Regions from separate parts of the Mus musculus genome. Here all the other regions are linked to region 2. Evidence: chromatin loops called from intact Hi-C (ENCODE). Cell type or tissue: heart. All regions are shown on one strand.

The links. A loop is a pair of places that touch in the nucleus more often than their neighbours do. Peaks named below come from ENCODE experiments on the same cell type or tissue, not always from the same donor. Only the 100,000 strongest peaks of a DNase experiment are listed, where the experiment ranks them.
Region 1: a loop joins it to region 2, with 4 times the contacts of the local background. A loop is called at or near these places in 5 of 42 quality-filtered maps.
Region 3: it touches region 2 in a loop (2.3-fold over the local background); 3 of 42 quality-filtered maps call a loop at or near these places.
Region 4: it touches region 2 in a loop (5-fold over the local background); 23 of 42 quality-filtered maps call a loop at or near these places.
Region 5: it touches region 2 in a loop (7-fold over the local background); 13 of 42 quality-filtered maps call a loop at or near these places.
Region 6: it touches region 2 in a loop (6-fold over the local background); 8 of 42 quality-filtered maps call a loop at or near these places.
Region 7: it touches region 2 in a loop (8-fold over the local background); 8 of 42 quality-filtered maps call a loop at or near these places.

What each region holds. Positions count from the first base shown.
Region 1 is chr8:92,135,616-92,139,615 of GRCm38, forward strand. No RefSeq gene overlaps it. Among named protein-coding and RNA genes, the nearest start is that of Gm24254, 98 kb to the left of the region's middle. In heart, no CTCF peak of the experiment used is centred here; no DNase peak of the experiment used is centred here; H3K27ac peaks cover 1,224 bases.
Region 2 is chr8:91,795,528-91,799,527 of GRCm38, forward strand. It overlaps Irx3 (Iroquois related homeobox 3), which reads right to left. Exons shown (of 4, transcript NM_008393.3): 3 at 3,884-3,950; 4 at 2,984-3,449. The coding sequence ends at 3,395. It overlaps Gm39222 (a long non-coding RNA gene), which reads right to left and starts at 2,216. Exons shown (of 3, transcript XR_879088.2): 1 at 1,516-2,216; 2 at 1,363-1,424; 3 at 47-167. In heart, CTCF peaks have their summits at 2,177 (motif pointing right) and 2,380; a DNase peak (open chromatin) is centred at 2,374; H3K4me3 peaks cover 1,650 bases; H3K27ac peaks cover 1,405 bases; H3K27me3 peaks cover 3,075 bases.
Region 3 is chr8:92,065,053-92,069,052 of GRCm38, forward strand. No RefSeq gene overlaps it. Among named protein-coding and RNA genes, the nearest start is that of Gm24254, 27 kb to the left of the region's middle. In heart, no CTCF peak of the experiment used is centred here; no DNase peak of the experiment used is centred here; H3K27me3 peaks cover 2,072 bases.
Region 4 is chr8:92,353,857-92,357,856 of GRCm38, forward strand. It overlaps Irx5 (Iroquois homeobox 5), which reads left to right and starts at 3,940. Exons shown (of 3, transcript NM_018826.2): 1 at 3,940-4,000. It overlaps Crnde (colorectal neoplasia differentially expressed (non-protein coding)), which reads right to left and starts at 2,264. Exons shown (of 4, transcript NR_110452.1): 1 at 1,832-2,264. In heart, CTCF peaks have their summits at 2,019, 2,223 and 3,909; DNase peaks (open chromatin) are centred at 2,345 and 3,925; H3K4me3 peaks cover 4,000 bases; H3K27ac peaks cover 3,919 bases; H3K27me3 peaks cover 256 bases.
Region 5 is chr8:91,378,051-91,382,050 of GRCm38, forward strand. All of the region lies in intron 1 of Fto (fat mass and obesity associated), which reads left to right. Among named protein-coding and RNA genes, the nearest start is that of Fto, 67 kb to the left of the region's middle. In heart, CTCF peaks have their summits at 901 (motif pointing right) and 2,494; DNase peaks (open chromatin) are centred at 921 and 3,871; H3K4me3 peaks cover 544 bases; H3K27ac peaks cover 1,922 bases.
Region 6 is chr8:91,487,188-91,491,187 of GRCm38, forward strand. The region is part of intron 7 of Fto (fat mass and obesity associated); the gene reads left to right. Among named protein-coding and RNA genes, the nearest start is that of 4831440D22Rik, 21 kb to the left of the region's middle. In heart, no CTCF peak of the experiment used is centred here; no DNase peak of the experiment used is centred here.
Region 7 is chr8:91,964,495-91,968,494 of GRCm38, forward strand. No RefSeq gene overlaps it. Among named protein-coding and RNA genes, the nearest start is that of Gm36670, 25 kb to the right of the region's middle. RefSeq lists an enhancer at 1,837-3,809. In heart, CTCF peaks have their summits at 2,484 and 2,688; DNase peaks (open chromatin) are centred at 2,627 and 3,107; H3K4me3 peaks cover 1,246 bases; H3K27ac peaks cover 2,123 bases; H3K27me3 peaks cover 1,453 bases.

The DNA of each region.
Region 1 (4,000 bases), 340 kb after region 2:
TGTAAAGTCAGCTGTCTACTGGATTAGGACAGCTAATACGGCTTCGCTCAGTCCAGGTGAAGAGGAACCGATTCTAAGCTTTGGCGATAGTTTTACCCCTTGGCAGGCCATCTCTGAAGCCTCCGGGGGAGGGGAGGCTGTTATTGTTTAACATTTATTTGTATGTGTCTATGTTTGTAAGCATGAGAGTATGTATGTAGAAAAAAAAAACTCCTGTAAGGTCTGATATTTTTACTGCACTTATTCTTGTGTGTGTGTGTATGTGTGTGTGTGTGTGTGCACCGCAGTGCTCACGTGAAGCTCAAAGGACACCTCGAAGGAATCAGTTTTCCTCACACTGTGAATTCCAAGGCTAGAGTGGGAAGGGAAGCTGGGTGGTGGGCGTCTTTACCCACTGAGCTTCTCAGCCTCCAGTTCTACAGGACTGTGAACAACCCCAGTATGGTATCCTGGTGCCTCATCTGCTCCTCTGTTATGAAGAAAACAACATTCAAAACTACATTCACTTTAACAGTAATAGAGAACATAAGAAGGATACACTGCAGAACCAAAGTCGTATGCAGCTGGAATGAGCTGTTCAGAAGATGGGAAGTTAGCTTAGATACCTAGACACAGGTTCTGGGCATGGTGGTTGCAAAAGCATCAGTTTCAGATGACTTTGTATATGAGAGGGAATTCGTCAAAGTGGTTCCCTGGCTATTCTTCAATTAACCAGAAAGTTGGATTAATTGTGCACACACTCCCATGTTCAGGAGCAGTCTGACCTATGAAACGTGCAACTCTGGGTAAGACAAGGTCATACTAAAGTAGAATCTCTTGAACTTGGCTTAGAGTGTGCAGTGTAACAACGGCTCCGAAGCAAGGACGTGTTAGAGGCGAGGGGTTCTGTTTGGCTCCACAGAGGGACAGGACAGACGCGGCTAGGCTAGTCAAAAGCAAGTGAGGGGCTCCATCAATCCACCTGCCTCGATGTGGCCATCCTCAGAGAGGCTGCGGAAAGAGAAAGGCCAACAGCTGTTCTACAGCAATTAACCAGCAGGCTCGGCTGCAGAAGGAGATTATTTTTGGATGGTGTAAAGAGATTCAAATAAAAATGTCAGCGTGCCCATTATGGATGAAAGTTAGAAAAACTTAAAGTGGCCCTGAATTAATCACTGTTTGGCAGGAAGCCGCATAAAGAAGCGCTCCTCCCCGACCCCCCCCCCGCATCCCCCCCCCGCATCCCCCCCCGCATCCCCCCCCCCCCCCCGTCTGTCTATTTTCTTGCCTCTTTGGTTGAGGATGGGGAGGGTGCTTCTTGTTTGCTACCTTAATTCATCTTGGAGTGAAGATTTAATGACAAAGTTACAAGCCATTAAAGTAGCATTTACTGAGGGGCTAATGAGAGTTCCTAAGAACTCTGCTAAAAAGCGATGAAGCCCCTGACACAAGAGGCCTTTGAAAACACCGGAGAAAGGAGTTCATTAGCTCCCCCCCCCCCACTTTTTTTTTCTTTTTTCTTCCCCTTCCTCAACAATGAATGTTTCTGGTGCCAAGCCTTCAGGAATAGAGTTGATTTCCTTTCAAGTAATTGATGCGGGCTGGGCTTGTGTACCCAGGCCAGACAACCTCTCCACAGAGGCAGGAAACCTTGCCGTCAAAGGAAGCTACACACTCCTTCCTCCTGGGCTGGGCAGCCCCTCACATGCACTGGATTTATGCTGGGCTGCCAACCGCCTCCGATTTTCATGCCTCCCGTGGCTAAGATAACGAAGGCTGCTTGCAGCCCCCCCCCCCCCCCGCCCCGAGAGCCCCTGCTTTCTTAAAACTCCAGCCAGGATGTAACAAAACCTGCGGCTGTCACCCCAAATCGAGCAAATGAGCCCTTGTCCTACATCATAAAGTCTAAGAGAGTTATTGAATGTCCCCCACCGAGAGGGCTCCATTTGCCTCTGCCCTCTCTGCACATGTCCCCTTGGAATATTCTGGGCCCGCTCGCTTCTGCTCCTTCTGTCTAAGAACACAGGAAGGAATAGCTGAGGCCGTCTGTTCCAAACAGATCAGGTTTTCTTAAGTCAGGATTGTTTTTTTTTTTTTTTTTTTTTTTAAGAAGCGGAAAGGAATGCTGTGAAGAAACTGGAAACTGGCCATGTTTTAACTTCAAATGATCTCTGGGTCTTAGCTGACGCCTAAATGGCACAGCCTTGGGTAAGCATGAACCCCAGTGACAGGAAGTGAAGGGAAGGAAGTCGTGAACCTCTGGAGGTAAAGCAAGCAGCAGACCTTAGTGTGTGTGTGTGTGTGTGTTTCTGGGGATTTAAGGTGCAGATCTTTGGGGGTTTTAGCCCCAAGAAGGCTCAGAAGGGTCTGCAGAACACGTGATGTGCAGAAAACACTCCTGTTTACACTTTCCAAAGGCTCCACTCAAGGATGGAGAAGAAAGGCTTTGCTGTCTGTCCTGGTTGGGCTTTTTGTCAACTTGACACAAGCCAGAGTTCCCTGGGAAGGTGAATCTCAATTGGGAAGTGGGGGGGGGGGGCAGGGAGAAAAAGCCTCCATCAGATTGGCTTGCTGACAAATCTGTAGAGTTTTGTTTGTTTGTTTTTGATTAAGAATGGATGTGGGAGGGCTCGGGTTTTTGTGGGCAGTGCCATCCCTGGGCTGGTGGTCTTGTGTGCTGTAAAATAAAGCAGGCTGAGCAAGTCATGGGAGCAAGTCAGTAAGCAGCCCTCCTCCATGGCCTCTGCATCAGCTCCTGCCTCTAAGTCCTGCCTTGAGTTCCTGCCTTGGCTTGCCATGGAGAAGGCTTGTGATCAGCACATGTAAGGCAAACAAATATTTTTCTCCTTAAGTTACCTTTGGTCACGGTCTTCATTGTAGCAACAGAGAGCAAATTGGAACACCACGAAAGCGCTGTGCTTGGAGAACAGGCTTATTAAAATTCTGTTTTCCACAGCAACGTTAACCAGAAATGGGAGAGATGCAGCCTGTGAGTGCGGTGACCTAAGCTTGTGCCTAGCGACACAGCACAGAATCTCCTGGGGTGGTGGGACTCAGATGCCTGCTCCTCCCTGGCGCATGCGCGCATCTCTAAGACCGGCCCTAAGCACAGGTCTATCCTGCAGGTTGCACATCCTACAGTTTTTGACTAGTGATGACACAATCCAATTGGTGCTGTTTATGTGGGGTTTCTCCAAGTTGACAGGCTTCAGGTGGAAGGCAAAGGATGGAAAGGAGGCTGGAGGCTAAGTTTACGAAGAAGAAATCAACCCCAAACTTCGATATTTATCTTGGACTACTGGGCCACTGGGACTGGAAATTCCGAGGGACACTAATATGACAACGTTGATAATATTCTCACCATCAGCCGGGCGGTGGTGGCACACGCCTTGAATCCCAGCATTTGGGAAGCAGAAACAGTGGTATTTCTGAGTTCGAGACCAGCCTGGTCTACAGAGTGAGTTCCAGGACAGCCAGGGCTATACAGAGAAACCCTGTCTCGGGAAAAAAATAAAATAAAATAAATAAATAAATAAATAAATAAATAAATAAATAAATAAATAAATGGACTACTACTTGTGTTCATTTCCTGGTAAACTCAGGCAGAGTCCTTCAAGACCAGGCCCTAGAATCTGCACTGTTCAGGTGAGCCTTTAAGAGACCAGAGAGGTCAGCCACTCCTTGCTGCAATCACCCAGGCAGTGTGAAGCTAGAGAACATAAGAGTCTAACTAAGCAGGGCTGGCCTGTACCCTCAGCTTTGTCCCTTTTTATTGTTGTTATTTTTGTTTGAGATAGTATGATTCAGACTAGCTTGTTCCTTAATTTTTATAGCAGTCCTTTCAGGACACCGCAGCCTGCATCTACATTTGGCTAAGTTGGTAGACACAGTATCATCTATCAGCATCATCTGCAGCCCAACAATTGAGAGCTGGAGGCATTGCCTGGTTCTGTGACCTATGGTTAGATGACCTTGTGCAGAGTTCCCAGTCAGTGCCCTCGCTCATACAAAGGACATATTA
Region 2 (4,000 bases):
GAAAGTGTGGCTAAGTCTGTCAAATCCACCTTTCCTGGATGCTCAAAGTGAGACCTAAGAAATATGAGACTTGTCTCCACTCAGAGTTACCTTCAAGCACAGGCACAAGTTTTACAGACTTGTAGTTGTCCATTTTTGCTCCACAGGGGCACATGCAACCTAGAATTCTAGGAAGAAGACAATGTTTTTGGAAGAGAGTCAGTCCCAAAGAGAGTCCTGGCAAAACCTCCTAATAAACTCAAACCAGAAGATATCTGACACACAGTTCTTACCCAGGCATCCATCTCTCTGGCTACCTTTCCCCAAGACAGATGGGCCAGGGACAGACGTGCCTTTGGGTCTCCCTGTCCTCCATGTGCCCAGAGAATACTCTCTAGTAGGTGGGATTTGTCCCCTCTTCACTCCTGGCATGAAGCAAGTAAGTGGTGTGTCATGTACTAACCCTTGGTCCTTCCTGTCACCTTGGGGTTGAATTGAATTTCTTGTTGCCTGAAGTCCCCGTACTCCCAGAAGACAATTTAGTTAGAAAATATTAATGTGTCAGTGGACACCTGGAAGGTAATTTTATTCTCCTTGGGCTCTCTGGCCTTGGCAGGCACTGTCCCTTCCCAGTTCTGTGAAGATATTGGGGAAAGCAGTGTCTCCAACCTAGTGGATCCCACACATACTTTGGATGGCTCTGAGTAACCAGCCGGACAGCAAAGGCACTTCCTAGTGTCGAGCTGACATATTTCACCTCTGATTGGAGCAGCAGCAGGGACAAGACGTACACTACTTCTCACCCCCCCCCCACCACGTCTTCTAACTTTCCTTCTCCATTTTAGGAATCAATATTAAGGAATGGAGGGACTTCTTGGGACCCTTTCCTCTTTTGCTGGGAACCTGGGAGATTCTGTTTTGCTTTGGTTGAGTTGGTATACTGAGGTCAACTTGGGAACGGTGGTGTCTGAAGCACACACTGTATGAGATATGCCCAGGGTGGGGCTGGCTCCCCCATGCCTCCTCCTATTGCTGTACTTTCAAGATAGACAGTCTGGGCAGTTCCGGAAGCTTCACTGGAGAGAGACCCTATGTCCACCCATCTCTCTCCCACTGATGAAGTCCCTCTCTCTGGGGACCTCCTCCCAGAAGACTGTGCCTACCAACATCATTTTTCCCCTGGGTAGTTTCCTGTTTTCCTTGGTAAAGCTGGTTTCAGGGTCTCTTGAGCCACCTAAAGGAAAGGTCTCACATTTCTGGACAATGGGAAGGGGAGCGGCAGGTACCCCTGGGAACTGAGGATATTTAGTTTAAGCCTCTGCAAATGGCTGGACACCCCTACTTAAGAATGAGCACGGGCAGACCCCCCTCTCTCATCCTCACCTTGTGAAGCAGGCGGCTGGTGAAAAAGAACCCGAGGAAGTGAATTCTCTGCCCTTGGCTTCCTGGGAAGTAAATGGATAGTCAGTGTGGGTCAGGGCTAAGCCCAGGAGGTAGGAACTAAGATGCCCTTGTACAGATACTCATGGCACTAACCAGAGCCTTGACCCTTGTTCTGTGGTACTGACTTCACATGTATGACCTAAGAAGATGGAGCGTCAATGCTTCAACTGTGAAAGACCTTGAACCCCTGAAACACCTTTGCAAACAGAGAAAGGAAGTGTTTGCTTGAATATCAGTCCGTCCCCGTCCCCCCAACCCCCCGCTGTCACTGTCCTTTTCTTTGCTAGTGGTCTCCATTCTGAGGACTTTCGTTATGTGGGCACCGGTCTTCATACAACAGAGTCCCAGGTCGCCCGTGGCTCTGGCAGCTGTGTCCTCATCTCGTGGACCCGTACACTGCGGCGGCCCTCGCATACAGATCCACAATGTTGACTGTGCTGGATCCAGACTGGAAGCTGATCCAGGTTGTAAGCACTAGCTCTTTCTACCTTCCAACAGTGTGCAAGACCTTGCTCACGAGAGCCCTGCTCTGCAGCTCAGATGCACAGTGCATGGCTATCCCGGAAATTCCAAAGGGCCAGACAGGAGGGCCTCAAAGGCGCCCCCACTTCGAACCCCATCCAAGGCGTCACTACTCTGAATGTGATTCTCCACTTCTTAGAATCAAAGTTGGGCAAGCCAGGCAGGCAGTGTCCAGGCAGGCAAGGGACCAGGAGGGCTGCAGAGGCCGGGAAGGTCTGGCGCCGACCGTCCCCTTCGTCCTGTAGAGGGAGCTCAAGCCCCAGGTTTCCCCACTGTGGCGTCCACCCCCCACCCACCCGCCACCTTCGCCCCTCTCTTAACGGTCCCCCGGCTCACCCGACTTCTGACACGATCCCAGCTCCAAAGGTTCCCGGGCTGTACCCCGAACCCACGCGTGATTTCTAAAAGTACTCATAAGCACCTAGGGACCAAACGCCGCCTGGCTTCGGCCTTGGATTTCCAACACCAGCGCGGTCACACGCCACCAAGCGGGAAACGTGAACACCCCGGCTTCTCACGCAGATCCCCCACGCCCTTTGCACCTATAAGGAGCCGTTGGAGAGGGAACCACGGCGAGAAAGGCCTAGGCATTGAGCGTTTAAAGACAGCCCCTATACTCCAGGCTGAGAAACTTCAGTTGAGCGCAGTCAGAAGGGAGCAGGGAGGGCGAGTCTCCCAGCCCACGCCCTGAACTCCTGGAAGCTTCCCTAAGTCTTTCTGCTAAGTCATCAGAGGAGGCCCCAAGGCTCCATGGTTACTCCTGTGGACCCGTGGGCAGAGCCTAGTTTTCCAGCTCCTAGTAAGGAACCAACATCATTTTCTCCTTGGTCTTTGCCCTTTTTTCTCGGTCGCCCAGCGACTCTCATCACCCCTTCTTGGAGAGGCTTCTAAGCCTGGCTACCTAAGCCCGAACGACTTCTGCCATTGCTGTCCTCAGACCCAGCTCATCTTTTCCTGTAGATTCTTTAAACAACGGCCGGGGGTGGGGGGGAAGAAACACCAAAAACACCAAAGAACCATGCAGCAAACCGGTCCATGTGGCAGACCTGCCGGTTATAGTCAAAAGTGGCAACAGCTCATTTATTTAGCCAAAAAATAGATACTTTCTTGTACAATTTGGTTCACACGTATGTACATTTTCCCGTATATACAAAAAGAGTCAGACAGGCTTGTTCTCTCCGTAACCCCACTCCCCCCCCCCCCGAAATCAACACAACGAAGGAACCTCACAATCTAAATGTGGGGTGACTTGGGGGAGGGCCAAGGTGGGGGGACTGGCTTTCTTTCTTTCTTTTGTCCTTTCCTGTTGTTGTTGTTGTTGTTGTTGTTGTTTAGTGTTTCTTTTAAGGTAATCATACACAGACATGCTTGCAACTCGTCACTATACAGAGCGATTTTGTTTTGTTTTGTTTTTTACAATTAGTACAACGATTTAAAAATGGTTGAAAAGTTAAGACGAGGAGAGAGCTGATAAGACCAGAGCAGCGTCCAGATGGTTCTGTGGCCTGGAAGAGAACGGAAGCAGAGACAGTGAGCTTTAGAGTTGGGGAGACTGCTTAGATAGGGGATCCCCTATAAAGCCGGTGTTTAGCTGTGGGAGTATTAACTAAAAGCTGAGCTAAAGAGATCAGAAGTCAAGACCGGGCTTGGAAGGAAGTGGACATTACGCAGAGGCCTTCTGCGCCACAGGCCTCTTGTAAGGGCCAGACTTCCCCTAGCTCTGTACCACAGGCCTGAGGTGCTCCAGCCGAGAATGGAACCGTGTCTATGGGTCCACAAGAAGTGACAGAAGAGTGGATTTTTTGGGTCCTTTAGCAATAGTTTGCCAGCTACTTTGCTACCTTCCCAGGGGGCAAAGGGCTCCCGCCACTGGCTCTGTGTTTTTCTTATTCCTCCCGAAGGGTCTCCCACTATGCTTCCCAAATTCGGAGTCTCTTACCGCCTTGGCACCGGCTGGAAAGCTGTCTTGAGTAACTTTTTCTCCACTTCCAAGGCACTACAGCGATCTGTAGGAAACAGAGGGAAGAAAAAGGAGGCCTTTAAAACACAGGCTCCA
Region 3 (4,000 bases), 270 kb after region 2:
CTCAGCAAGAATAATGTCCAGTTAGAACCTTTTGCTGGTTAGAAAGAATTTCCTCTCTTGGCCCAAGGCCCATTTGGTATGGCCTTTGAGAAGAATTCCTGCATTCAAGCAAGCAAATACTTCAAAATTCAGAGCAACAATCCTTCAAGATCAAATTTAGGAAATGTCTCATCGAGTATCTAAAGAGAGAGGAGAAGGGCTGGATTCTTTTGACAATGTCCAAGCGGCAAAGAACAACTCACAAGACCAAACTAGATCGTTTCTTCCCACTAACACAGAACCCAGAGGGAGAAACGTAGATGGGGTAAATTCCTTCTGAAGGGCATTATATAAAGTGCTAGACCGGGAGCCTCTTCATCCGAAGCTCTGGGTCCTGATGCAACAATACAATCTAAAAAACCCCGCCTCTTTGGCCACAGCAGGAGTTCTACAATACAAATCTTACATCAAGTGTGTATGGGGGTGGGGGGTGGGGGGGGTCCACCCATTTTTTTCCAGAGGTGCTCCCAGAAGGTTCTGTCCTTGGCTCAGCTCTAAGCTGCAAGTTCCAGCTGGAAGAGAGTAGCAAGGCTCTGAGGAACTTAATAGAATCCTTAATGCTACTCACAGTCCTCTGAGAGTGAACTGCATTAGGTGGCTATTATGGTAGGAGAGCGCTAAAGAGCACAGCAGCACCTCAGCCGGCAGGCTGCCCATCCAGACCGGTTTATGGTCAGTACCATTGTTCCTTCACACCCCAGGTTAGCTTTAAATTGCAAATGATACCCTGGAAAGGAGAGGGGTGTGTGTGTGTTCTGTTCTTTTCTTCTCTTCCTCTCCCCTGCTCTCTTTCTTCCACTCTCTATTTCTTCCCCCACCCCCTCCAAAAAAAAATCTTCTCAGAAAGAAAATCATTTTAGGCCATAAGGAACTGAAAGGCATTGTTAATACGGCTCGGACCATAGCAAATGAAATACACCATGGGGCTGAGAGCCGCTTGATTCTGGAGCTCTGGAATGTGGTCCACATGAGAACATAAACAATGCGGAATCTGTAAGAATTAATAGGCTGGGCTTGACATATTTCCCTTTGTCTGAGGCCGAACAGGCGATGACTGGCTGTGTGGGAGGAGGAGGAGGAAGAGGAGGAGGAGGAGGAGGAGGAGGAGGAGGAGGAGGAGGAGGGTCATCTTATTTGATTAAAAAAAAATCCAATAATTCAGTTGATAGGAGGAGTGTGTGTGGCCACCCCTCTCTGCACTGGCCTGAAGAATCAATGACTGCCATCCACCTCCTTACTGGCTGTGATCAAAATGCTTATTTAAAAAAAGAAGAAGAAGAAGGGGGGGAGCGGTCTCCATAGGATTGTTTGCAAGCTGCAAAGTGCTTCCGTGGCTGACACAAAACTGCTGGGAGCTGGGAACCTATTCCCAGTCAGAGGCCTTCTCTGTCACCTCGGTGGGTGAATAATTGTACCTTTTGCATACTTCCTGTCATCAGCAGCAGGAATGAAGAGGCCCCAAGGACCGCCCTGGCAGCACGGGTGTCGCACCAGCAGAGTAAATTAAAACACAGATTAGAGCAAGTGTGATTGGGGGTGACAAGTAGGGCGGGCGCAGCCTTGGAGGGAGCACTTTACCCATATGGTGCTTGGGAAGCCGGTGCTGTCTGCCTGCTCTACCCAGCCTGCTGCAGCTGCCTGTCAGGAGGGGGCACTTAGGAGGCCTCAAGCCATTTTTTTTTTCCTGGAACTGAGAAAATTAGTTTCCCTTTCTCTACAAGTTCGAGTCCCAGCTGTGCCCAGGTCCTCCGGGCCTCTATGGCAGCATATTGGCAGCACCCAGCCTCAACTGAGGCTTCACACCTTTTGAACTACTTGCTTTGAATTCAGGGCAGAGAGCTTCAGACGTGGAAAGTCAGATGGAGCCAGAACCAACAACAGTCCTCTGTGCGGATGAATGGATCTGGACTCAGGAAGACCTGGCTAGACTTACTAGCATGTGCCAAGATCCAAGGTGCTGTAGCCCTTTCCAGGGCCTGTGTGAATCCCTGAAGAGCTGATGCCTCACTTGAGATATTCAGGATGGCCCTGGGGGGTGGGGGGAGGTCAGGACCGTTTAGTTCACTTTCCTTTTCTAAGCCATTGCCCTAGGGCAGAATATTGCCCCCCTCCCCCCAGCTATCTCCCCTACATGCCATCGACATGCCTGGTCCTCATGTGTGTCAGACTTCAGACTCAGTGAGTAGGTCTAACCAACCCTCCCCATTCTACCAACTAGGAAACCAAGGCTAAGAGAACGTCAACAGTGTGCCTGAGGTCCTATAGGTAAGAAGTGTGGTAACGGCGGGCGATGGTGGCGCACGCTTTTAAACTTGGGAGGCAGAGGCAGGTGGATTTCTGAGTTCGAGGCCAGCCTGGTCTACAAAGTGAGTTCTAGGACAGCCAGGGCTACACAGAGAAATGCTGTCTCAAAAAAAAAAAAACAAAAACAAAAACAAAAACAAAAAAACAAAAATAAAAGAGGAAATGTGGTAACTAGGAGCTCTCCGTTTGCCTCCACAGTGACAAAGGTGTCCTCAGTCTTGAACACACCCCACTCAGCTTGGTACACATGAATCATATGTGGATACATTTTCAAGTGCCAAAGGACGAGAACTCACATGTGAGCACTTCAGCATCACAGATCGTTCCCGGAGGACTGCAGCCTCCCCGGAACCCTAAACCTGCAGTAAGACAATAAGGAAATGCCATGAAAGAATTTGCTCAGAGGAAGTAAGGACTGAATCTTCCAGACTCAACTGTGGGTCTCTGGAGTCATTGTCTGTTGCTGCTTAAAGATCAATAAAGATTCCATAGTGCTCAAAGATAAATTTATGGCCATTCTCAGAGTCTATCCAAACTACCACCTGCATACACGCACACACTCATGCACACACATACACACTCATGCATATGCTCACACACGTGCACGCACAGAGGGACTGGGGCAGAGGGCAGCTCTGCCTTCCTGATTGTTCAGGACTAAATTTTCAGAGCCTGTTCTGCGTTTATTACATTCATATCCTATGTCTGACCTCTCAGCAAACCACATCCCCTCTGTCTTCAAAGCATAGTTTGCGCGAGTGCACGTGCGTGCGCGCACACGCGCGCGCGCGCGCGCGCGCACACACACACATACACGTGCTTCTGCAACTAAGGCTGTCATCCATCCTCACTTGGATCATGGCGAGAGCCTTCTCCCTGGGTCTTCTGCTTTTGGCTTGCCTCTCTGTCACATCCTTTAAATCAGTGTTTCTCAACCTGTGGGTTGCAACCCCTTTGGAGGTTGGTTGAACAACCCTTTGATAGGGTAACATGTGCGATATCCAACAGTCAGATATTTACATCACAATTCACAAGAGTAGCAAAATTACAGTCATGAAATAGCAACAAGAACAGTTGTATGTCTGGGGATCACCACAACAAGAGGAACCCTATTAAAGGGTTGGAGCACTAGAATGGTCTAAAACCACTGCATTAGAAGCACCCAGAACCCCTCTGGCTTCTCATGGCACTCAGTGAAATTCCCTCGTTACTTCTGTTTTCCTGGATTATATGTTTGCGCTTCTCGCGTGGCCACCCTGGAGTTGTTTCTGCTGGGCTGGTTTCCTACTGGAGATCCCCGAGCCTTGGCCTCTGTAGTTTGTACATTCTAGAATTTGCTTCCCCATCCTGCCCCACGCTCCTTTGCCTGTTCACCTCCCAGGTCGATACACCCACCTCATTTTCCATACGAGCTGTCTTCCCAAAACATCTGGGACACAGCAAACCCTGGAGATGGTGATGACAGTGAACGTTCTAGATTGCAGTCAGGTCTCCCAGACTTGCTGCCTCTGTTCCTGGACAAGCAGGCAAAGCTCAGAAGTCCCCAACAAGCTGGGGCACCCACAGGGCAGCAGTGGAGCTGGGAGACAGCCATGGGTCTCCCCCCATCCTCTGTGTGTGTGTGTGTGTGTGTGTGTGTGTGTGACTACACAGGTGA
Region 4 (4,000 bases), 560 kb after region 2:
TAAAATATATAACACAGTATTCTGGGAGGAGTGAAAGTTTCCCTCATTTCTACAAACGAAAAGGAGGCATCCCATAAACACTGCAGCTATGCACTTGATAATATGAAAAGAGAATGATTTTACATCACCAAGGCTCTTGGGAAGGCTCTTTCCTTCCTCAGACCTTAAAAGGGATACATTTCTCTACTGTTTACATTTTCAGTATTTCCCTGTTTCATGCACACTAAACGCGTCTTCCTCAACAGATTGATTCCAACCATTAATGATTGTCTGCCTAACAATACAGCCCTCTATTTTACGCTTTGCTTTAGAAATTGAGAGCCATAATTCCACAAAGACAGAGCACAAAGAAAGCCAACACAAAGTATTGCCAAAAAGCCACAAGTAGTATCAGAGCATGCCAGAACACTTAACATTAAACTATCATTCCTCTCTAAAACTTCTGTTGCCAAAGAATCTGTCTCACAAAATCTGGAAGCTCAAAGACAGCTTTCAAGAGCAATTAAAGTCTCCAAAAGCAAAACTGTACAAAATTATGTCCTCTCCTTGTGTCTCCATTTATAGACAACATTTTCTCTGGATCTTAATTAAGATAACGATGCACACCTGTGTCAACATTCTCCAGCAAGACAGCCTTATCAATCATAATCCTTTAAGAACACTCGAAAACAGCCAAGCGATAGGACAGAAGCAATCTGTTGCCTTTCCTGATGCTGCTGCTGTGTCTCAGCCACAGAAATGACGAGATCTTTAAAATCCTGCGGGTCTACTTTTGTAAGTCTTTAAAGTTTTCACTGTAAACAACTATTACACTAAGCAAACAGGCGTCACCTCCTTTGCACTTGATAGAAACAATGACAGCCCTACTTGTCCAGAACTTGAAGAGCAAGCGCCATGCCAGATCTTGGCAGCACAATCGTAGGTCTTATTTTAAAGCTCGATGTTTTAAGAGCTAGGCATAACTAGATCCGTGCAGACACGACAAACCAATAAACCCTTGGCAAGTTTTTAAATGAAGCTTAACAAGCCAACATTAAAAACAGAGTAACCTAGCCCTAGTACATGTTTAGAAATATACAAATGCAGCAGTAAGGGGGAATAAACGAGTCTTGGTGATCTGGCATGAGGGTCCTACCTCTGCTGGTGTATAAAAAGCTTCAGCGACAAGAGACCCGGAACTACAGCTAACAAGTGAACAGTTTCCCAAATGGAAAAGCTGACGGAACAGAAAGGAAAAAAAAAAAAAGGTGTTTGTGTGGGGAGGAGTGTTGATTCTCCCCTAGTATCAAGATAAAAAGTTAAAACCTTGTGTTTGCCAGCAAGAATGTGTTTACCAAGCGAGAATATAAAAGCTTTCTTGTAAACATGGAGAAAAGGACGCCAGATGCTATCTGAGTTCCGTCTGCCTGCTAATGATCAGCTTTCGCCTTCCCTCTCTTATTAACGCGGTTCTGTATCAGACGCAGGCGGCTGAGGCCAGCAGAGCAGCAGAGCCATCAGTGTGCAAATAAAGCAGAAAATAGAGACATCCTTAAGAAATGAGCCTTAAATTTGATGTAGAGCGGAGGTGACAACCAGAGAAACAAAATCGCAAATTCTAAATGTTTCAATATCTTGCAGGACACTTTCTAGTCCTTCACACACACCAAAAAAAATAAAAAAAATAAAAAAAATAAAAAAAAAGAGAGAGAGAGAGAGAGAGAGAGCAGAAAAAATATAGAGTGGGGAGCAAGATGGGGAGGGGGAGACAGAAACAGTCAAGTCGCCCAAGTGGCAGGATTATGTAATGAGGATGTCTGCGTGACAGACTTGGGCTCTCGGTGGCACAAACCTCCTTGGCTCGCTTTCAGAAGTCTTCGTCCTGGACCAGAGCCGAGACACTGATGCCGGGGACACGCGTGGGCCAGGGAGACACGCCCACGCGCGCCTGCCCGCACTCAGACCGCGGGGCCCTGCTGCGTCCACCGCCATCGGCTTGGTGCGCGGCTCTGCGCGGGCCGCGGACGCTCCCTCGTGGCAGGCCGCGCCGACCGTTAGCCGGGCTGAGCGGGCGGAGCCGGGGGGCGGTGCGGACGCGGGAGGCGGGGACCCGCGCGTCGGGGCGGGGACGCTCCCTGAAGAGCTCCGGCCTACCCCGAACCCGGAATGGTCAGCCCGAGAGGCAGCCTCAGGCCGCCGCACGCTCTCCAGGGCTCCGGTTTCGCGTGCCGATCAGTCTAGCTCGCAGCCGCCCGCTTCAGCAGCCGACCGCTTCTGGTCTCCATGACAATACGCAGCCAAAGACCCTCCCAGCCACGCCCCCTGGCGCTGGAACTCCGAGGGAAGCGGATTACGTCATCCAGAGGAGGGGCTAATGGAGACCAACGCCCAATCAGAGGCGAAGCTGTGTAGGGGAAGGGCGGGGTAGGCCTAGAGGTTCTTGGAGAATGTAGTCCGCGGGGTCCAACCTCTCGGGGGCGGAACCTGTATCCTGAGTGCTAAGTGAGGGGGCAGTCTGCGCGCGTGCGTGAATGCGCGCCGCGGTGCGGGTCCCTGTGCGATCCGCGTGGGGTTAGTGTTTGCCACGGCCCCAACCGAGCAAACTGCTTGCTGGCTAGTGAGAATCATTACAGGAAACTTTGTGTATTGTTACGCTCCAGCCTGCGCGTGGCTGGGTTGTGAAAGGCCACAAAATGCTTGATGTGTGGTGTGTGCACTCTGCCGCCGGCGGTCCTGGTTTACCAGCGCCCCTGTCTGTCCCAAAGCTTCAGTGCGTTTGTAATTTGCGGCGGCGGGAGGTGGAGACCAGGGACTAGGGTCTGTTTTGCCTTCTCACTGTGTGGCCGTGGGGGGTTTGGGGAGGGGGTGTTCCGAGAACTCTGCCTGGGACTCTGTGGTGTGTGTTTGCCGGGCCAGCGCCTCGCTGAACAAACAGCGGTTGGGTTGGACACTGTTCACTGCCCAGTGTTTGCAGTGGAACTGGGGCGGGGGCGAGCGAGGGTGGAAGGCGACTTAGTGGAACAAAAGGGGCGAGACCCCACACCCTCCGGCTCCACAGACCTGACGGGGCAAGCTGCTCGTGGCTAGACATGAGAAGCAGGCATCGCTACTTGGGATGGCAAGGGGCCGGGGGCGTCTGGGGGACCGACTCGGGTAGAACAGCTTCTCCGTCGGGCACTTCTTGCCCACTGCCTTCCTCGTTCCAGAGAAAAGTCACACCCCCAGCCAGAGACCCCAGAGTCTCCTCTCTAGCCTCTTCTCGTCGTCTGCCAGGGATGGGTGGAAGGAAGGGCTAGCGGGGCCCCTTCTACTTAGGCCTGGCTCTTGCCCACCTGCTGCAGTTGCTGGCGCAGAAAGGCGGTCATCTCGGCCTCGCTGTGCCCTGAGCGCCGGCATCCATCGACTCTCCCTGGGATCTGAATTCCAGGTCTCCAGCTCAACCTAGAGACCTCCGGCAGGAGGGAGAAGCCACTGTGGAGCGTGGAGGGAGAAAAACCACCTCCCAGCCCAGCTCTCGGGAGAACAAGACGTCCGCCAACTTCGCTATTCGCACTGGCGAGGAGGGCGCAGAGCGTTCTCCCGAGCGCAGCCCGCTGCATCTTTCCCTTTGTGTTCCCGAACGGCCCGAGCCAAGACTAAGGCCAGTTGTACGTCGAGATTGCCGCTCCGCCCAGAGTTAGCAAAAGGAGAGCAAAGTTGGAAGCGATCGGCGCGCTTGGGATGTGATTGTCATCCTGGGGCCGGCGCTCGAGAGTCTGAGAAAGAGAGAAGGAGAGGAAGAGTCGGGAGGGAGGAGGGGGAGGCCGGGCAGAGGAGGAGAGGGGGGTGGCGGAGGAGAGGCGGGCGCTAGGGAGGGGCGAGGGGAGCGCCAGTGAGCGGGAGAGGAGCCGGGGAGGAACAGGGAGAGGGCGAGACGCGCCTGGCGGCCGGGTTGGCTGCCGCCGGCCAGAGGCTCCTGCCAGTCCCCCCACCGACTACACCCCGGGAAGGAGGAGCTTCGCGCGCACACAAGGCGTCAGAA
Region 5 (4,000 bases), 420 kb before region 2:
TAGATTGTGGTCCACGCTCTTCCTGTAGTGGGGCCCATGCTCCCTGTCTCCGCTTCTCTCTACTTCTCTCCTACAACATACCTGCATGCCTGCCTCTGCTTTCTCCTGGGTCTCTCTTCTGTCTGGTCGTAGTAATGCAGAGCAGATCTCTTGTGAAGCTTTAGCAGCAGAAGGGCATTGTCCTGGTGCGGTCTCTATACTGGCCTAGTACTTGTGATGACTACCCTGCATTGATAATGTATACCTACCCAGTGCCACTTTAGGAGTCAGTACTATGGAAACTAGAAAAGCAGTTCTCTGAAGTCACATGATCCTACATTGCTATAACTTTATGGATAACTAAATCTTCCTCATTTAAAAAGCCATTTTCATTATTTCAGATGATCTGCTTTTTCTATTTGTAGGATGGACTGTGAACCATCTGCTCTGTGTTGTCACAACCACACTGTCCTCTGCTAATGTTCCTCCTTCCTTGGAACATTTCATTTTAAGGGGGCTTTTCTGCTAGAAACTTCTTAGAAGAATAAGACATGTATCTGAAAAATGGCTAATTACTTTTGCCTTTAATTTAATTTAGTCTAATTTTGGATTTTGTTTTGAGATATATATACTTAGGAAGGGTGGGATAGAGAAAACAGGAGATAACACATATATGTACTTTAAAACCACACGTTTAGTTTAAGGAACCTTTACAATGTGATTGTTGGCTCATTCATTCATTCTTGTCCAGAAGATTTCATTCAGACTCTCATATATTCTCAACCCGCTTTCTACCACTGAGCTACCTCCAGCCCAGCCCTCCAAGTGTGGTTTCTTTTGGCCTCTTTATCCTAATTCCAAATTGCAGCCAGAGTCCCCGAGTTATCCTGAAGGCTGTACTTTCAAGTAGGAAGGCCACTGGGTGGCACTGCAGCTCTGTGCTCTGTCAGCTGAGCCACAGGCCACTTGGGTTGCTCCAGCTGACTGGCTTTCTGGGTGTCAGGGAAATTATTTTATTGGTAATGGGCACAGTGTAATATATTCCTCTCCACCCTGTGTGGCTATTTAATGCCCTGAAACATGCCCCGCTGTGGCCATGGCCTGTTAACTCTGCTTATTTGGTGTAATAATTAGCAGAATTTCTCACTAACAGGGGTACTTACCAACACCTCACACCTCCGCTGTGTTTTTGTACGTGATGGATTGTACATTCTCAGAAAAAGCTGGGAAGGTCAAAGCTTAACCCGGGTCTAACAGGGCTACCTCCCGCACATTTGCTCAGGATAGGTTTATATTAACTTGCTTCCGAGCGTCTTCACACCGGAGCAGCATGTAATACAAACATGTCCGAGCTTTTATGTAAGGGCTCAGTGAAGGTTTGTAAACACAACACTGTTAATTTTCTACCTTGTAGAGTGATAGAAAAATAAATGAGTAGCCGCCTGCATTGGATGACATTCGGTACTCGGAGGCCTGTGTGTTGGAAGTGTGCAAGTGTAAACAGTGGTGTTTACACACTGGTGGTGTAAACAGTGGTGTTTACAACAGTGGTGCCTGCATAGGCACCACATCTTGGGTTAAAATGGAGAAGAAAAGTTACACATGGAATTTTAATATTTTCCATGGCTGTAAGTTAGGCTCCATTTAATTCTTTCTGGTTTTACAAGTCCTTCTAGGCTCCTACTATTTCTATGCCAACAATTTTATCATTTACAGAGCATGATCAGAATTAACTGACAGAAGACCAAACAGGCTAGAAATAAGTTGAAAGCAAGAAATACTTTAGTTGGGCCATTAGCTTATCCTCCGTGACCATAGGCAGCCTGTATACCGTATCTTTGCTTTGATTCTCTCATTTCCTACAGTTGGCATAACGCCCTCTGCTCTCCTGTGTCTGCTGAAAAATAAATGGGAACTCTTTAAAATACCTCTGCTTGTATTTATTTTCCTAGCCCCAAATAAATGTAAGGTGTGGTTATAATCACCCAGGACGCCTAAGGAGCTTCCGGTGTTGACGCCAAGATGAATTGTAGAGATCTTAAAGGGGCGGTTGTTACAAAAGGTTGTTACAAGTTAAGTTCTCTTGGACTTTGCCACTCATGCTTGGAGGACATACATGTATATTATATGTTATTTGTTTTTTCTAGACAAGAGTTTCTCAGTGTAGCCCTGACTGACTGTAGACTAGGTTGGTTGGCCTCAGACTCACAAAGATCCGCCTGCCTCCGCCTGCCTCCGCCTCCTGAGTGCTGAGATTAAGTACATTTGCTTGGAGCAGGGCTTTCTTTGTGAGTTCTAGCTCACTTTAAACACCTGGCACTTTGACGCTTCTGCCTCTGTTCACATCCATGTCTACCTATGGTGTGTGTATGGGTTTGGTTGCAGGAAGCAGTGACGAGAGGTTGTTTCTGTATAGCATCCTCCTGAGGAGCAGAGAACTGGGCTCAAAGCTAAGCTGTAGTGGCTTCCGAAGCAGTGTTACGGGCTAGCCTGTCAAGGAGTCCCACATCTGCCACATGTGGGCAGGAGAGGATCAGGAAGCCATGGTTAGAATGGTCCGTTTGTAAGGACAGACAGCTATAGGTGAAGCCAGAGACAGCCAGGAAAAAGGAAGGTGCCACCGTGACAACTGATGTTTAAGTGGAATGAGTTTGTGACCTTTCTGGCCTTGTGCTGGAAATCCAGTGTTGGGACAACTACTTTGTCTGCAGAAAAAGCCCAAGGTTCCTGGTGCTGATTTTCTTTCTGAGTCTCGTAGATCAGGCCAGGAGCCTGGTGAGGCCTAACACTTCTCCGGAGCCTTGGCTACAAATTGACTCAAACCAGTTTTTTGTTTCTTTCCCAGCACAGCAAATAGCTAAGCAGGTACTGTTTAAGTATGTGGTCAGTGCTGTTAACTCCCACTACCACTGTGGCACTGTGTTCATTATGGTCCTCTCTGGCTCCTGGAGCTCTAGATGCTACAATTTAGTCTCCACCCCCTGGTTCAGGCCCAGCTCCTGCCTCCCTGGGCTTTCTCAGTCATCTTCCTTATCTGGCCCTCCGACCTCCAGTCTTGGTTCCTTTGAACTGAACCATATTATAAATAGAGTTAAAACACAGGGCAGCAAATTAAACACTCTCTCTCTCTCTCTCTCTCTCTCTCTCTCTCTCTCTCTCTCTCTCTCTCTCTCTCACCAAAATTATGCCTTCACTGTGTTCCTGTCCTTCTCAAAAGCCTTTTGTGGCTGCTTATTACATTCAGGATGGAATCCAGACTACTCAGCCAGACTCTCTGGACCTTCCATAATCAGGGCACAGTCTATCATCCTCGCCTTATCTCCCGCTCTCCCCTGCTGAAGCCGACTGTTAGCCAGAGGTCTAATCACCGACGCTTGATCGGCTGCTTTGATTACTGACTTTTTAGCTCTGCCGCCCTTATTACCTGGCGAGCTGTTTTCTGCTTTCTTCTTCTCATCACCTTGGCACAAGGTTCTTCTCTCCTTTGTTCAGACTTCTTAGAGCACTGTTGACTAAGGCGTTTTTATTTTATTACCCGCATTGTTAGTTTTCTTTTCCCCTGTTTTTCATGTAGGCAGTATAAATATTTGTTATGGATTGATTGATCTGTTGATTCTGCGTGGCTCTGACAGCCACTTGCTGGGGAGAGGGGGATGGTGGAGGGTCAGCGTGGGGCTGAAGCAGAAGCCCGGCTCTGTGACTTTGCCCTTTTGATTTCTAGTGAAAGGACAAATTAACTATTTGCTTTGAGCAAACTAATGCAGTGTTTTGTGGATTTAGGGTTTGAAAAGGACCCTGGGAGGGAAAGCCTGGGAGTTGAGCTCTTAGCCTGTTTGCCAGGCTGGAGGAGCTCCACTCTGCCACAGCCTTGCCGTTTGCTTAAGTGAGGGTTGTGAAATCACAGTGGAATTTGTGGTTGCTTGCCAGCGAGGAGGAGGAGGAAGAGAGGTTCTGAGTAAATTAGACATGCAAATTAGTAGGGCATGGGGCTCTAACAAATTATACAAGAAGTCCCAAGAAG
Region 6 (4,000 bases), 310 kb before region 2:
TTGTTATGTTTTACATAGGCACTTAGGATCCTGCTTGCCGAGGCCTAATTGTTAGATGTCAACCTGACATTGAAGTCATAATCTTACCAAGCTGTAAACTAGGACTTAGAAATAAGTAAGAAAAGAACTCCATAATTCTGTAAAATAAATTGTTTAGTCATTTATTTTTTATTTTAAGTACATTGGTACTTTGTCTCCATGTATTTGTGTGAGGGTGTCTGATCTGGAACTGAAGTTACAGACAGTTGTGAGCTGCCGTGTGGGTGCTGGGAATTGAACCTGGGTCCCCTGGAATAGCAGCCAGTGCTTTTTAACTGCTAAGCTATCTCTCCAGCCATAAAACAGTTTTTATTTTAGAAGTATTTGATTTAGGAGTATTCCACCCTGCCAACAAGTGCAATGTTTAGTATTGTGATCACACAGCGAAGTTCATCACTAATTCACTGGAAAGATATCTGACTATGGCTGTGTGCCAGTCTCAGTCCATGAGTGCACACATTCGCTAGGAGTGGCAGTTAGTTAGAGGAAGAACCTTCTTTTTATTATATTTTATACTGAAAAAAAAAGAAACAAAGGAAGAAAGGAAGGAAGGAAGGAAGAAAAGAAAAGAAAAGAAAAAGAAAAGAAGAAAGGAAGAAAGAGAGAGAGAGAGAGAGAGAGAGAGAGAGAGAGAGAGAGAGAGAGAGAGAGAGAGAGAGATCCAAAACAAAACAGTAAACTAAAGGAGCAGCAATCTGGAGAATTTTCCAGAGCTCTGTTCTTTACTGAGAAAAAAAGAAAAAAAGAAATCAATGTTTCAGTGTCTCCCTTGCATACCACAGTTGGATCATTATCAGCAGAGTGAAGGATTGGGCCAAGATAAAAGGGATGTTTCTTCTAAATTAAGTTGAAGCATTGCTTTAGGCCTTTAAAAAAAAAGATTTCTAATAAACTCATGATAAATTATTTTTGCTATTGAAAGAGACGGCGGAGAATCATCTTTGGAAAAGTCCCCTGCTCTGTGGCTCTTAGTGCCGTGCCATGTGGTATTTGGTTATTAAGGTTGGATAGGCATTGGCTGGTGCGGCTGGCTCTGTCAGCCTTGTTCCTGCTCTCTGGTTTAACTTGTAAGCAGTAGGGGGCAGTGTTGAGCTGCCAGTTGGAGGTCCCAAGATGCTGTCCTTCAGGAAAATGCATATAAATGTCCCATTAACTGCCAGGAATTACCCCTGTTGCTTCAAGTTAGCTGTAATCTTCAAGATTCCATAACACGGGAAATCAGTTGTGGGTTCACAGATTCAACAGCAATTTTACTTCAAAAATGCAGCGTTTGGTGCGCGTTTAGATTCTGTGAAAGTCAGCTAATCAAAAGGGCATTTCTTGATTGTTCAAACTTTTCTTCCATGAAATATATTGCTCCAAATTATTATGACTTTAGACAAGTGATTCCTTGTTATCTTTTTGCGTTTTTGAGTTAATGGGGTCCTGTGCGTGTTGTGAAAAGGTGTCTTTGATCAGTGCACCTTCGTCTGCTCTGTAGCACACGCCTGTCCTTTTCAATAAGACCTTGGGCAGTGCACGTATTGGGGTTTTTTTTGCCTATGTGTTAAGCAGTCTTTGATGGCTCTTGTACCAGGGAAGAGGTGTGTGCTGTAGTTTCTGTCTGTCTTCCCGTCCTTTCTGTCGTGCGGTTGGGAGGGGTTGCCTCCAGAAGCCTACAGGAGAATGGAAAATGAATTTTGAAATAGCTGTTCCCCCATTAGTGGTAATTGCTGCACATGTCATAACCAGCCACATATTTCAGAAAGTTTAGTCAGCTGTACATAAACTCCCGGGCCTCTGTTCCCCACTCCCTGTCCCAGCAAGCATGCCCTGGCACACTGCTTATTCTTACTGCTTCTCTCCCGGAGGACGGTGTGTGTGCTTGCTCTTGTGATGTAAATGTTAGGCCCTTATATTTGAATGACATTCTGATAAAACATCACCTCTCCGCTGAATATTACTTGGTGAATTTATTGAGCATTGAGCCCGGAGCAGCCTGACCCTTTGCACCACAGTCAAGCCTTTCTTGCCTTCTTTGCTCTCCACTCAAGAAGCATTCTAACACTTGAGTACCAGTCACATATTTGTATTTTATTATTTTTTCAGCCAACCCACTGCCTCTCATCCAAGATTATTATGTTAGGAGGAGGCACTTCGGGATAGGAGAGTTAGCATTTGAAAGAAACCGTGCAAGCTTTTCTTGCTGGCTAAAGAGGAGTATGAAAAGCTCACATCCCCTGTGAGGCGACGCCGTCTCGCCATGGCCTGAGATCCAGTGGATAGGCCGTTTGTCTCCCAGGGGTTGGTATCGCTCTTTGCAAAACTGACATTTATCTTACCTATAAAAATGTTTTAACACTATCAAATTCGCGGCGAGACCGAGAAGAATGCCGGGGCTGAAATCCTCTAAATTGATGGCATTTACTCATTTCCTTTTGACCTTAAAAACCTCTGTTTTGTACAATGCAGAGGAATTATTCCGGGGAGCTTCCCGAGGAACGCCCTGAGAAGAGCTGGTGGTTTATGTACTGCGGGGTCTTTTTTTTCATGCTCTCCATTGCTGTTGCTTTTCCTTGGGTGGGGGGGGAGGGGGTGTGGCTCCTGCTTATCCTCCCTGTGCGTTGGACCATTTCCTGTCCCAACAGTCCCTGGGTTACAGTAGCAGCCTGTGCATGGCCATTGGCCTTAATAACCTTTGCCAACCGTAGTGGGTGCAAGCCAAGGCTGGATTATCTTAATGTATCCGTTTTGAATCAGAGTAAAATACAACATATAATTACGTTAGGTAAGCTATAGGCTACATTTAATTTACCCATTTATGTTAAAATTTGGCCCAGGAGAGCAGAGAGATGTGGCAAATGAGTGGGTGTTTCATTTCATAACATAACCAGGTCCTTGTTGTTAAAGTTTAACAGAGAAATGTTCATCAGAATGTAAAGGCGTCCCTGACAAGTTATTTATAATAGTTTAATTCCAGGTGAGTCACGCGTCTCTGCTTGTCACTGTGGTCTGCATAAATCATGAGGAAGCTTGCTGTGGAGGCAGCCTGCTGCTGCAGGGACGGGTCCTCAGCCTGTGGCTCCCACAGTTGCAGGGAATGAGCGAGCCAAAGAGCAGTTTTGTTTATTTGTTTAGGGAAAGGTTAATGAAGCTGTCACTGTAGCTGTGGATAAAGTTCTTTATAGTGAACATAAGAACAAGGCTGCTTCCTATGTGCTGAAATATATATCAAACATAATGGTATTTAGATAATAGCGCAAGTAAATTCATATTAAAATTCTTCCTAAATTAAAGATTTTAGGGGGCCTGAAAGATATAACAATAAAATATTAATAAATATTTCAGGCTCATATTAATGGTAAATCACCCAGATACAGTATGTATATTTATACATGTATATGTTTATCTTTCCCCATAAGTATTCCTGGGAATACTAAATTACATGTACTAACAATGTACTAACGTACCTTGCCTCCCATTTCACCCTGTTTTCATTTTCATCCTTAGTTGTGTGTGTTGTCTATGTGTAGATATGTACACAGGAATGCAGGTTGTCTATGTGTGGATATGTACACAGGAATGCAGGTGGCTTTGGAGGCCAGAGGCTTCCGGTCCCCCAGAGCTGGAGTTAGAGGTGGTAGTGAGCCAACCAGCATGGGTGCTGAGACTTGAACCTGGGTCCTTTGCAAGAGCCCGGCAAGCTCTTAACCACTGAGCCATCTCTCCAACCCTAGGGTCAGTATTTCTAATTTAGGAGCAGAGTATATTTTAGTAATTTAAGATGTGGAATGAAATGTCTGGTGGCTTTCAATTAAGATTTAAATTCCCTTCTCCCTCTTTTGACTGGGACATTGCTGAGTGGCTCAAGATAAGCCCAGATTGGAAGCAGGTTAAACAGTTCGAAGCACCCAATAATTCAAAGTCTGGAACACAGTATTTTAGGGCCATTTTGTTTGTCTTTGGAAATTGGGAAAAGCTA
Region 7 (4,000 bases), 170 kb after region 2:
CCCACCCAAACTGTCCCTGTCGATTGGTTGCAGCAGCTTCTTCCCCACTGACCCCTGAAACCTGCAGCAAAGCACACTATTCTTCCTCAAACGCTCAGGGCTGGGCTGTGGGAGAGAAAGTGTGCCTGCTGGTCAGGAGGCACCTTCTGTATAGCGAATCTGTTTTGCCTAAATACGGATTGAGTTGGCTTGGCTTATTGGTACATTTGGTTTTAACCTGCTACATACTAAAAGCTGAGGTAGCCATTGAAGAATGCAGTATCTATCTATCTATCTATCTATCTATCTATCTATCTATCTATCTATCATCCACCCACCCATCCATCCATGCATCCATGCATCTATCCATCTATCCATCCATCCATCCATCCATCCATCCATCCATCCATCCATCCATCCAACCAAAGCTGGATGCTGGGCTCTGTACTGGGATACAAAGATGCACAAAGAGATCCAGCAGGAGAAGAGAAATTCATGAACAGCTCATCCGATCATGACCACCCTCCCTGATACGTGGAAGGCAATCTATAGTGTAGCTATGCAGGTATCAGTGGAAGGAGTGGGGTCCTTTGCAGGGCAGTCCCTGCCCACTTAGTATCTTTTTGCTGACTGAAATAAAAGCTCCCTTTCTCAGTACACCCTTTGCACTTTTGAAACTCATTACAGCCATTCCTTGTTATCTGTGAAAAATGGTTCCAGAACCCGCCCTGGGTCAAAATCTGAAGGTGCTTAGTCAAGTCCCTTCAGTAATTTGGCACAATATCTGTATAACTGCATCTTTTTTTTGGTGCTTTTCATCAGCTCTAAGTTACTGGTTAGCCTCAATGCAGCACTGATGCTGTGGAAATGACAATTGTCTCACATCACTTAGGGAGTAATAGTGAGAAAAATGTCGCTGCTCAGTCCACTACACGTGCACGATGCAAATGCAAACGGTGCTCGATGGAGACTGAGGCATTGGACTGGGGAAGGCAGGCAGCAGGCAGCAGCAGCCTGAGTAAGGCTTGCCGTTCATACAGAGTGCCCAGCATCAGGCAGTGCCAAGATTTGCTCTTTGGAACTTTGTGAAAATGAATTTCTTTTTTCATCCTGGTTGGTTGAGTCTGGAGATGGCAGAGCCTGCAGATCTAAGGGTTCCAGTTGTCGTTTGCCAGAAAACTGTCATCATAAATATAGAAGTCTCTAAAAGCAGTGACGTAAATGTCATTTCTCAGGTGTGATCTTGTGCAGCGGGCAACCTTTACAGTTGTACATACATAGATGAAATCCCCATCTACCTGGGCCCAGAAGCCCGAGCTGCCCTGATTGAGAGCTGGAACAGACATGGCTCCCTCTGGCCTTTTCCTCGCTCTGTGGCCCCATGTAAAATCATTTCGTATGAAGAAAACCATTACCAAACCTCCATCCCAAAGCGTGGTGGTTTGTATATGCTTGGCCCAGGGAGTGGCACTATTAGGAGGTGTGGCCTTGTTGGAGTAGGTGTGTCACTGTGGATGTGTGCTTAAGACCCTCATCCTAGCTGCCTGGAAGCCAGCCTTACACTAGCAGCCTTCAGATGAAGATGTAGAGCTCTTAGCTCTGCCTACACCATGCCTGCCTGGATGCTGCGATGCTCCTACCTTGATAATAATGGACTAAACCTCTGAACCTATAAGCCAACCCTAATTAAATGGTGCCCTTTATAAGACTTGCCTTGGTCATGGTGTCTGTTCACAGCAGTAAAACCCTAAGACATAAAACCTAGGCAGATTAATGTGAAGGTTATACTGTAGATGTGTCACAGTCCTTAATTTTGTAGTTCAGGGAGAGTGAACCCACAGCTAACGTTCAAGGCTTGAGCAGGACTGGAGGAGAGATGTCAGCAAAAGATGACCAAAAAGGTGAGAGGGACAGAGTGGAAATGGAGTCACAGTTCAAATGGTCCACGGACAAGATCAAAGGCAGCTGATTCTTAATCTACTTCCAATGTGTGGCCTCTTGCAGATAATCTGAAAATCACTGGGGCCTTGATTAACCCCCCCTCATACAAAGAACGTCTCTGTGGGGGCCCTGGAAGGTCCTGGTGGGAAGATAGCTGCCAGCAAAGACCATGGTTAGGGCTGTGGTGGCGGCCAGTTAGTTCCCCTTCACTACCCAAAGAACAAGCACAATGAACGTTTAGATGAAAAAGCGTTGTTGGGGCTCATAGTTGTGAGTTTTCAGTGACTGTCTGAGGCATATCATAGCCAGAACTCTCTCTCAGTGAGACAAACTGCCCACCTCATTGGCCAGGAAGCAGCAAACAAAACTAAATACAAAACAAAACAAAACAAAACAAAACAAAACAAAACAAAACAAAACAAAACAAAACTCCACCAAAAACAGGAAAGAGACAAGATGCCAGGGTCTCACAATTCCTTCTCTCTAATGACTAGGCAGCTCTCCAGCAGGCCTCATCTTTTACTGATCCCACCACCTCCTAACATCGCCCCCTAGGGGGTGAAACCGTTAGCACACGGACCTATGGGGCAGACGCTGGAGGATGCGGGGTTGCCCCCAGAAGCCTCCTTTAGCACAACAGCATGACTTGCCCTTTCTCCTGTCTCCACGCCGGCCAGGGAGGGCAGGGGCCTCATTTCCAGGCTCTGGAAGCACAGCACGGCTCTGAAAACACGACCCCTTGGCAGAGTCCGATGGGAAGAGGAACTCCAGCGGAAGCAGATCCATATCTGCTGCCGAGCAGCCTTGTGTCCTCACATGATGGATGGCACTGAAGGAGGAGCTAGAAAACAAATTATTGTGTCTCTTCCCCACCGACAGGTCTTTAGTGGGGCCGACCGGGGAGAGGAGATGCCGCCGATTAGAAAGTGCTTCACAATAGGCGCTCCGCACAGGAAAAGTGTCCCGAGTTTATCTATTGTTAAGTGATATAATTTATCGTCGCTGAGGGTTAAGGAGCAATTCCAGTTCTTTCCTACTTCGGGAACAGAGATTTGTAAGATAATGCCCAAATTTAGACACTGAAGAACTGTCTGCAGAAATGTTCCCCAAAGGCGGGCCGGCTGGTGCACGCTGGAAGCCAAGTCATTCACGGAGCTAATTTGAGGCTCTCCTCAGAAACTATATTTGCTTTCCGAGCGCATGGTGAGTTTTCATCTGGGCTCTGACCAGCTGACAGCTATGCAAGTTTGTAGATACCAGTAATTGCGTATAGATAACCTTGATGGTTGACCTCGTCGGAGCCGGGCCTGGCGGCTTTCCATTGTTTCTGGCTTTGCCAGTTGCTACTCAAGTGCTGCGGGATGAATTTATATATTAAGAACTCGCAGCAGTGGGAATTGCTTATCACTCCTCGTTCCATGCTGTAAGCTTCTATTTACTTGACTTAGTGAGCTGGGAATAAAAGCCGTGCTCCGACCGTTCACTCCGAGTAGCAGAGGGCAATGTGTTGAAAAGCTATCCTAATTTCTAAAAACAAAGGGAAAGGAGGAAAGCACATGTTTGTCTTCTCCAAATCTCAAAGAGAGGCCCCTCATCTCACCCAGCCACTGCTCCTGTCTAAACGGGTTCCCAGCCATCTCTCAGCGTTCCGTTTAGCTCGGAAGCAGGGTTTGAATTCTACTCACCACCAGCTCGAGGCCCTTGTGTTTTAAGAGAAACGCTGCAAGCAGCTCAGAATTTATGTTTAATTCAGAGAGATGCTTTAAAAAGTCTCTGAGAGAGAAAGGTGATGGCGATCCTGCCGTGAGGAGGGTGCGGGGTGTGTGTGTGTGTGTGTGTGTGTGACAGGGCCACATAAAGACTGGAGTCTGCGTTAGCACCAGACACATGAGCTCATCCACAGAATCTTAATGCTGTGAGCATCTCTGCTGTGTGTGGTTCATCCATCTCTATCTGGATCTTTTTGCTTTTTAAATTTTTTTATTATTTATTTATTTATTTATTTATTTTGGATGGATGAAATATCAGCAGTGAACATGGCTGGCACTGAAATTAGGAAGACAAGATGTAGCTACTGGGA